Regions from separate parts of the Homo sapiens genome. Here region 1 is linked to region 2. A link is an interaction called in ENCODE POLR2A ChIA-PET data of the cell type or tissue named here. Cell type or tissue: PC-3. All regions are shown on one strand. Each heading gives the region's core, and the rest is flanking DNA. Links, peaks and the distances in the headings are about the cores only.

The links. Peaks named below come from ENCODE experiments on the same cell type or tissue, not always from the same donor. Only the 100,000 strongest peaks of a DNase experiment are listed, where the experiment ranks them.
Region 1: POLR2A ChIA-PET joins it to region 2 with 7 read pairs; 3 of 35 experiments call an interaction of 5 or more read pairs at or near these places.

Annotation. Positions count from the first base shown.
Region 1 is chr13:41,154,813-41,159,212 of GRCh38, forward strand. The region is part of intron 2 of KBTBD6-DT (KBTBD6 divergent transcript); the gene reads left to right. Among named protein-coding and RNA genes, the nearest start is that of KBTBD6-DT, 24 kb to the left of the region's middle. In PC-3, for the core only: no CTCF peak of the experiment used is centred there; no DNase peak of the experiment used is centred there.
Region 2 is chr13:41,215,026-41,219,425 of GRCh38, forward strand. It overlaps MTRF1 (mitochondrial translation release factor 1), which reads right to left. Exons shown (of 10, transcript NM_004294.4): 10 at 1,344-2,203. The coding sequence ends at 2,090. The region is part of intron 3 of KBTBD6-DT (KBTBD6 divergent transcript); the gene reads left to right. Among named protein-coding and RNA genes, the nearest start is that of KBTBD7, 23 kb to the left of the region's middle. In PC-3, for the core only: no CTCF peak of the experiment used is centred there; no DNase peak of the experiment used is centred there; H3K27ac peaks cover 333 bases.

The DNA.
Region 1 (4,400 bases), core at 231-4,230, 60 kb before region 2:
AGATACAACTGACCAAGATATTTGGTTAGTTCTGTGGCATAAAACAATTACACATAATGATTATTATTATTATTGATAATATGTACTAAAACATATCAGAATTATAGGAATCTCATACACTTTTGGAACATTTACTAATAACACATTTATATAAACATAACCCAAAGAAAATTAAACACCACTTTATATTTGACAATGGTTCTTGTATGATTGAGCATATCAAATAAGCCAGATATGTCTCTTTTGGACTGCAGGGGACCTAATGTCTAAAAAGATAATGAGGTTTAATGACTGAATTTGAAACTTGATTTTGGAAAGTTTGTCAAATATCAAAGGTTTAAAACACATAATGTCAGGGCTGGGTGTGGTGGCTCACGCCTGTAATCCCAGCACTTTGGGAGGTCGAGGCAGGTGGATCACAAGGTCAGGAGTTCGAGACCAGCCTGGCCAATATGGTGAAACCCCATCTCTACTAAAAATACAAAAAAATTAGCCAGGCGTGGTGGCACATGCCTGTAATCCCAGCTACTCAGGAGGCTGAGGCAGGAGAATTGCTTGAATCTCGGAGGTGGAGGTTGCAGTAAGCCGAGATCGTGCCACTGCACTGCAGCCTGGGTGACAGAGCAAGACTCCATCTCAAAAAAACCAAAAAAAACAAAAAAAACACATGATGTCACAAATCCGGTTGTCAGGTTACTATAAAATAAGTCATTCATTTAGCCAAAATGATAATTCAAAGATTTTTAAAAAGCAAAAACCTTTACTCTTTGATAGAGAGGAGACTCAGTTTCTCAAACAATAAGACCTAGTAAAGTCAGCATAAGGCCAACTGAATCTAGCTCTCCTCTCCCTCTCTTTTTTCTTTTGCAGTTAATTCAAAAGGCAAACAAAAATATTTTACTGTATCTTTTTTTTTTTTCTTTTTTTTGAGACGGAGTTTTGCTCTTGTTGCCCAGGCTGGAGTACAATGGCATGATCTCGGCTCACCGCAACCTCCACCTCCTAGGTTCAAACTATTCTCCTGCCTCAGCTCCCGAGTAGCTGGGATTACAGGCATGTGCCACCACATCCGGCTAACTTTGTATTTTTAGTAGAGACGGGGTTTCTTCACGTTGGTCAGGCTGGTCTCGAACTCCCGACCTCAGGTGATCCGCCTGTGCCGGCCTTCCAAAGTGCTGGGATTACAGGTGTAAGCCACTGCTCCCAGCCCATTATATCTTAATATTACATGAAAATCTTATTCAAAAGAGAAAACCAAATTTTACCTTTGCATTCGATATTATTAATGCAAAAGCTACTTTTAATAAAATCTTATAAACAAATTCCTCCTTAGAACTTCTAGACAGAAATTATGTTCCCTTAAAAAAATCCACATTCCCATGCCTTCTTATAAACCATATTTTTAACTGAAACACATTCTGCTTTTAAAATACACTTTGTATGTATCTAGTAGTTTTAATTAAATACATTAATTATAATGTTACCTCTTAGTAACTCTTATTTTTGGTGAAAAACCTAGGAGGTTCATAAGTTTATAGACAAGTAGAAGCAAAGTTTTATGTCTTTAAGCATTTAGCACAGTGTTTAACCTGCCTAACTAGTTTAGATCGAAAGTCTAAATTAAATTCTGGAGATGTTTTTATCAATAACTTAAAAACTAGTTTTATTTACCAAATATTGCTAAAGTTACATGAACTAAAAGGCATTTGAGTTAAAGTTTCTATTTTTCTGATGAAAAATTTTATTTAAGCACTTACTTTTTTCTTTAGGCCAATTAATTAGAGCTCGGTTATATATTTTGGTAGTGAAACATCACATACACATGACTTGTGTAAACACATAGACATGCAGGCATAGACAGAAGCAGATCTTATAGATTTATATGATTGTTCATTTGTCAGCTTTCAAAATATCTCTCCCCCACGTTAGATTATCAATTCTCTTGATAATCTGTTTCATTGCCCTGGGCAATTGTCAGCTGGACAGCTCAAAATTTGCATTTCTAAACAGACAACTCTTAGGCGAAGCAAAATAGACAATTTGCATTTTCAAAGCACAGAGCTAACACAGTAGGCCTAAATATTGTACCATCATTTGCTCAAGCCAAGGGAAAAACAATGGTGTAAGTAAATTTTAGTTAAGATGGCCAGGAAAAGTACTTTAAACAAAGGTATGACTTGTGAATTTAAAGCAATGGGAAGAGTTTCTAATGTACATAGGGAGATACCATTACAAATACAAATTTCCTTGAAGATGTAAATTTACTTTATGAAAGAGTTTTCAGATAGCCACCTACATGCCTGAAAGTTGTATTTTGGCTTTTTAAACTTAACTTGTTCTCAATTAGATTATTGGCTTTAGGGTGGAGCCCTTTAATGAATATGAGAAGGAAAATAAGCAGTTTTTATGGCCTGATATTTACATACGTGTGAAGCAAGCATAGCTGGAAGGCAGAACAGATCCTCCAAAACCAAGGATAACATTTTTACACTCCATCTGTGGTTCCCAAAGAGAGGGGAACACCATGAGACAAGATAGTTCAAAGCTTTTACAGTGTTCCTCGCTGCAAGGATATTCTGTTCTCCCAAGGATGGTGGGCGACCCAATGCCAATCAGCCGATTCTGTGATCATCTCATCCCCCACAGGAGACTTGTCTCTCAGTCAGGAGTGGGGATGTTTCCATAGCTTCTACATGCCCCAAAGCTCACTTTTCTCATACACATGCACAAGGAAATGAGTAAAACAATGTGGTCATAACTACTCACTGTAAGCCTCTGCCATCAGCCATTTCTAAAAGTGTATTTCTTATCTACCTATTGTATACACCAAAGTTATTTTCTCATGATGCAAAGTAATTTAAGTCCCCCCAAAAGTAAAACAAAATCAGGTAACACAATGCAAAAGAGAATAGAGTTTTATTAGATATGAGTTAATTGGTCTGCTTACAACTCCTGGGATGACATGAAGAAAAACAGATTTCTTTCAAACAGAGAAGTCTTTGGTGCCTTTTCTGTCTCCCCAGTGGATCCCAGGCTGTCAGAAATTCCTTTTTTTCTTCTTTTTTTTTTTTTTTTTTAGGTGCTTCGTATGGCATTGAGGGTGGCAAGAGAAAGGAGGGACAGGCAGAAGTAAACGGAGAAACAATTTAGCTGACAAAAAGTTTTTACAAAGAGAGAACAGAGGCTTAAAACTAGTGTGTGTGTGTGTGTGTGTGTGTGTGTGTGTGTGTGTGTGTATACATATATACCCTAGATATCAGTTTTAGTTAAGTCTACTTTTGACTATTGAGCTCTTTTTAAAAAAACAAAAAACAAACAAACAAAAAAACACAACTTTGAAACTCTTATCACCAGATTTTTGCCATAACAAACAGCTGGTATTTGAAAAGTCATACAAATATCAAACCAGAAAGGACTCATTCTCTGGCCGGAAAACAAACCCAGGTCACCAAGGTGAAAAGGGAAGAACCTTAGCTACTGAACTACATCATGGGGTGGTGTCCATTGTTTTTCCTAGAGGGAATCTAAAGCAATTTTGAGCTTTCAAAGATTTTAAGCTTTTTTTATGTTAGATTTTGCTCAACCGAATTCTCAAGACTAGCCATTACACTATTATGTGTCCTTTTTAAAATTTGGTTTTCCCTAGCAACTCAATCCAAAAATCTCTCTGTAAAGCCCAGGTCATAATTTTCTAGGTTTAGAAAAAGTTTTTACATTCCTGGAGAGGGCAGAAGGGAGGCAGTCCCCATGATCCCTAAAAATTCACTCTTAGAAATAGATTTAAGATAGCAAAAGATGACAAAAACCCCATAGGGATGAGATCTTTTAAGAAAAAACTTCCCTAAGAAGTTGACACATTTGGAACAAAAAGTGTACTGCTTAAAATATTAGATGTCTTGGATTCCCAGTCTTTGCAGACTGGCTTCCTGATGTGAACCTGAAAATTCCTGCCCTCCAGATAGTGGAGACTAAGAGAGTACTCCCACTTGGTAAGAAAGTCAAGCTTTCAAGGACATAAAACAAAATGAGAAGGAAACCTCATCCAATTTTATTTCAGGGGCCCACAGCAAAATTTGTCTTAACAGGTACTTGGTATAGTCCGAACTGCAGAACTGACCAGTCTGCAGGGCCAGCTTGAACAGTGAGCATATAGGGGTTCTAGGCCCATGTTCTATCCTATGATACTTGATACTTTTTTTTTAGGTGCTTCGTGTGGCATTGAGGGTTTTAGGGTTATTGAAGGGATATTTATTCTGACAGATTTGGGGGCCCACAAGGAATTTCCTTGAGAGAAATTTGTGAGGGAGGCTACCTGGAGAGAGATGTGGCCTTCTATCATTGCAGCTTTCTGTTTAGGAACAAAAGGAAGGCCATTTTTGCATGAATCTGTTCCCAAGCTT
Region 2 (4,400 bases), core at 81-4,080:
CACATGTGTAATCCCAGCACTTTGAAAGGCTGAGGCAGGATGATCACTTAAGGCCAGGAGTTCAAGACCAGCCTGCGTAACATAGCAAGACCCCATCTCTACAACAATAAAAAAATTATCTGGGTATGGTGATGCATGCCTGTAGTCCCAGCTACTTGGGAGGCTAAGGTGGGAGGATTGCTTGAGCTCAGGAGTTCAAGGTTACAGTGAGCTATGATCATGCCACTGCACTCCAGCCTGGGCAAGAGTGACACCTTGTCTCTAAAAAAATAATTTGGCTGGGCGCAGTGGCTCACACCTGTAATCCCAGCACTTTGGGAGGCTGAGGTGGGTGGATCATGAGGTCAAGAGTTCAAGACCAGCCTGGCCAAGATGGTGAAACCTCATCTCTACTAAAAATACAAGAAAATTAACTGGGCGTGGTGGCACACACCTGTAATCCCAGCTATTTGGGAGGCTGAGGCAGAGAATTTCTTAAACCCAGGAGGCAGAGGTTGCAGTGAGCCGAGATCACGCCACTGCCCTCCAGCCTGGGTGACAGAGCGAGACTCTATCTCAAAAATAAATAAATAAATAATTTATTTTAGACTTTTTCATTATGCTTGAATATTTTCAAAATAAAAATTAGGGAAAACATTCCTCTTTAATGTTTACATACAAACAATTCCATTGGCCTTAAAACTCTTAACTAGTCTTTCTTGGCACATAAACTCTTCTCTGAGGAGTAACTAAAATAATAATCCTTTCTTTTTTTTTTTTTTTTTTTAATTTTTTGAGATGGAGTCTTGGTCTGTCACCCAGGCTGGAGGGCAGTGGCGCGATTTCAGCTCACTGTAACCTCCGCCTCCTGGGTTCAAGCGATTCTCCTGCTTCAGCCTCCTGAGTAGCTGGGATTGCAGGCATCCACCATCATGCCCGGCTAGTTTTTGTATTTTCGTAGAGATGGGGCTTCACCATGTTGACCAGGCTGGTCTTGAACTCCTGACCTCAGTGATCTGCCCGCCTCGGCCTCCCAAAGTGCTGGGATTACAGGCATGAGCCATTGTGCCCAGCCATTCCTCTCTTTTTAACTTGAAACGTCTTCGGAACAATTACTAAATACATCATGCCACTCTGTATTACTTGGTGATTTACATGTTTAAATCCTTCAGTCAACTGCAAGCTCTTTAAGGTAAGGACTGGGTTTTATATAATGCTGCACAAAACTGATCTCAGTGTATTACTCATATTACACATCTATTGATGCTCATTAAGTTAAGCCAGCAAACAATAACTTTTTTACTCCAGCTTGCCAGGAGTAAAAAAAAAAAAAAAAAAAAAAGAAATAGAAGTCAAACAAAGAGTCTATTTAAAATATCAGCTTATTGTTTATATAGTGTGGAATTCATACAGCAATCAAAGGGCTTTACTGTCTGTACCCAGATGCTCATTGTTATTGAATGACTCATATTCTTCATAATTTTTATTTAAAAGTTGCAGTCTAAGTCTTAACTTTAACATGATTAACAGTATTATGGTTTTTCTTTATGTTTTGAGTTTTTTTGTAGACATGGGGTCTATTTTGCCCAGGCTGGTCTCAAATTCTTACCTCAAGAGATCTTCCCCCTTTGGCCCTTCAAAGCACTGGGATTACAGGCATAAGCATCCACTATAGGCCAAGGTACTTTGTATTTAAATAAAAGGTTTATAAGGAAGTCTAAAATTCATATTTTACTAAATTTTACCATATTTTCCTGAAGTAGTAGATTAAAAATATATTTAAATTAATTCATAGATGGCTGGGGAAAAAAGGCATATAAAGAGAACAAGTGACTTGTCCTAAATGACACAATCAATTCTCAATACTTTCTCTTTTCAATGATGCATGCTTATTTTCTACTTGATGAGTTGGATTGTACTTTACAGGAAACCTAAAATAAATTCTTAGGTCAGGAAATGTGACTTCGATTAATTACAAAACATATATTTATGTGTAATGTGTTCTTAAAGCTGTAATTTACAAATATTCATAATGATTTCCAAGCTTCAGTCTGCCTCTTGATATAGGTCCATTTCATTTATATAATCATAAATAATAATAAGTTAGTATTTATTTTGCTGATTTAAGGTGTTCATCCAAAAGTTCAGCAATGGCTTCTTCATCTGCTGATTGAAGCAGTCTCTGAATTAGCTGATCCAGGCCCTTCCCACCACATAAAAATTCCTGGTAAAAGAGAGAGCTATTATGAAACCTAATGATTAGAAATATAAGCAAAGACTTTAGTGTTTATTTATTTAATTTCTTTGCAGTCATTATTTAATAACAATAAAGGATTACTAATGTTCTGTAATACAATGAACACAATCGCTAACTTGGGAAGATCCCCACTCTGTAGAAGAATTCAGTTAGCATTTTATTTTAAAATAAATCTTCTGAGATTTGGATTTTCCTAACAACTCCAGAGACAACAAAACAAAGAGATCTAGATGGACTTTTGAAACTGACCACCTCCCTCCCTTTAAAATTCCACTGATTGGCTTTTATGACAACACCATTCTAGGCTCTCAAACCATCTTTAGGAGAACGGGTTTGCTGGATTTTCTCTTATTGTACCCTAAAAAAAAAATGCTTTTATTCTTGTCCTGAAAATTCTACCCTTTTCACTCACATTATGTTATTTCCCAGAGGAAAAAGACTGAAAGGTCTCAATTCCACAAGCAATTTGTTCCACAAGCATTTTGTGCATTAATGCACATACTGCTCCTTGCCAACTCCTCTGGATCTGACTGAGAGGAAGCCTCCCCCGACCATTCAAGCTCACCCTTCTGCTAATCCTCAAAGTTTAGATTATTTCATCTGTAAGTGGTTTATGATAGTTTTTTATTTTTAAACCGAAAACATGATGATCTAGAAGTCCTGTGTAACTGAAAAATATTTTTGTTGAAATATTTAGGGGTGAAGTGTCTTTGAGGTCTGCAATTTGCTTTCAAATGGTTCAAGAGCAACACAGGTTTATAGAGAGACAGAGGAAATGGTGGGGGGAAAGAGAAGGAAAATACAGTAAAATATTAACAACTGTTGAATCTAGGTATAGTCTATATTGTGCTGATTGACTAATCTTTTTTTTTGAGACTGGCTCTTGCTCTGTCGCCCAGGCTGGAGTATAGTGGTGTGATCTCGGCTCACTGCAACCTCTGCCTCCTGGGCTCAAGCAATCCTCCCACCTTAGCTTCCCGAGTAGCTGGGACTACAGGCACATGCTACACACCCAGCTAATTTTTTTTTTTTTTTTTTTTTTTTTTTTTGTAGAGATAGGATTTTGCCATGCTGCCCAGGATGGTCTCCTGAGCTCAAGCGATCCTCCCACCTCTGCCTCTCAAAGTGCTGGGATTACAGGTGTGAGCCACTGTGCCCAGCTGACCCAATCTTTAAACATTATGTAAACTTGAAAAAGTTTGAAATAAAAAGTTGAGAAAAAAAATTTTCATGTTTACCACTAAATAACTCCACTGGGTGAAAACTGTTTTGAGTTGACTTCCCTGAAGTCTCGTCTACAGTTCTCTGAAAAATGACTAAATTAATGACTTCAAGAACTTTTCCTGTATAACAGAAATTCTGTGTAGTAAAGTTGTTGGGATTAATGAATTTGTACATTGCCATTTTAGAAATGCTTGAAATTTAGACACTGGCTTAATGAAAATACTTTAATGTTGGCATCTGGAACACAAAACATTTAGTTTTGATATAGTTATGAACTAATCTTATAGTTAAGTCTTTCTTGAATGGTCTTAAAGTTGAACTTTAGGAAGTGTACACACACATCTCTCAAATTAAGGTAAAGGATATATCTTACTATTTCTGTATTCCCCAAAGTACCAGCATATAGTAAAACCTCAAACTCTGAAATTAAACAGAAAGCAAAAACACTATGATATAACTTTAAAATTAAGGTTTATATCACTTTGAGCAAAATATGAAATTGCTTTTAAAATCAGTGTGACTAGGCCAGGAGCAGTGGCTCATGCCTGTAATCCCAGCATTTCGCAAGGCTGACGCGGGCAGATCACCTGAGGTCAGGAGATTGAGACCAGCCTGGCCAACATGGTGAAACCCCGTCTCTACTAAAAATACAAAAATTAGCCAGGCGTGGTGGTGTGTGCCTGTAGTCCCAGCTACTCAGGAGGCTGAGGCTGGAGAATTGCTTGAACCCGGGAGGCAGAGGTTGCAGTGAGCCGAGATTGCGCCGCTGCACTCCAGCCTGGGCAACAGAGCAAGACTCTGTCTCAAAAAAAAAAAAAAAAATGTACCTGGTACTCAAATTATTATAGTATTGCCAAGGTAATCATCTTTGGAATTGATGTAAAAGGATTATCCCTCTACTGGGAGTCAAACACATTAGATTCAACTGGATTAACCAGAG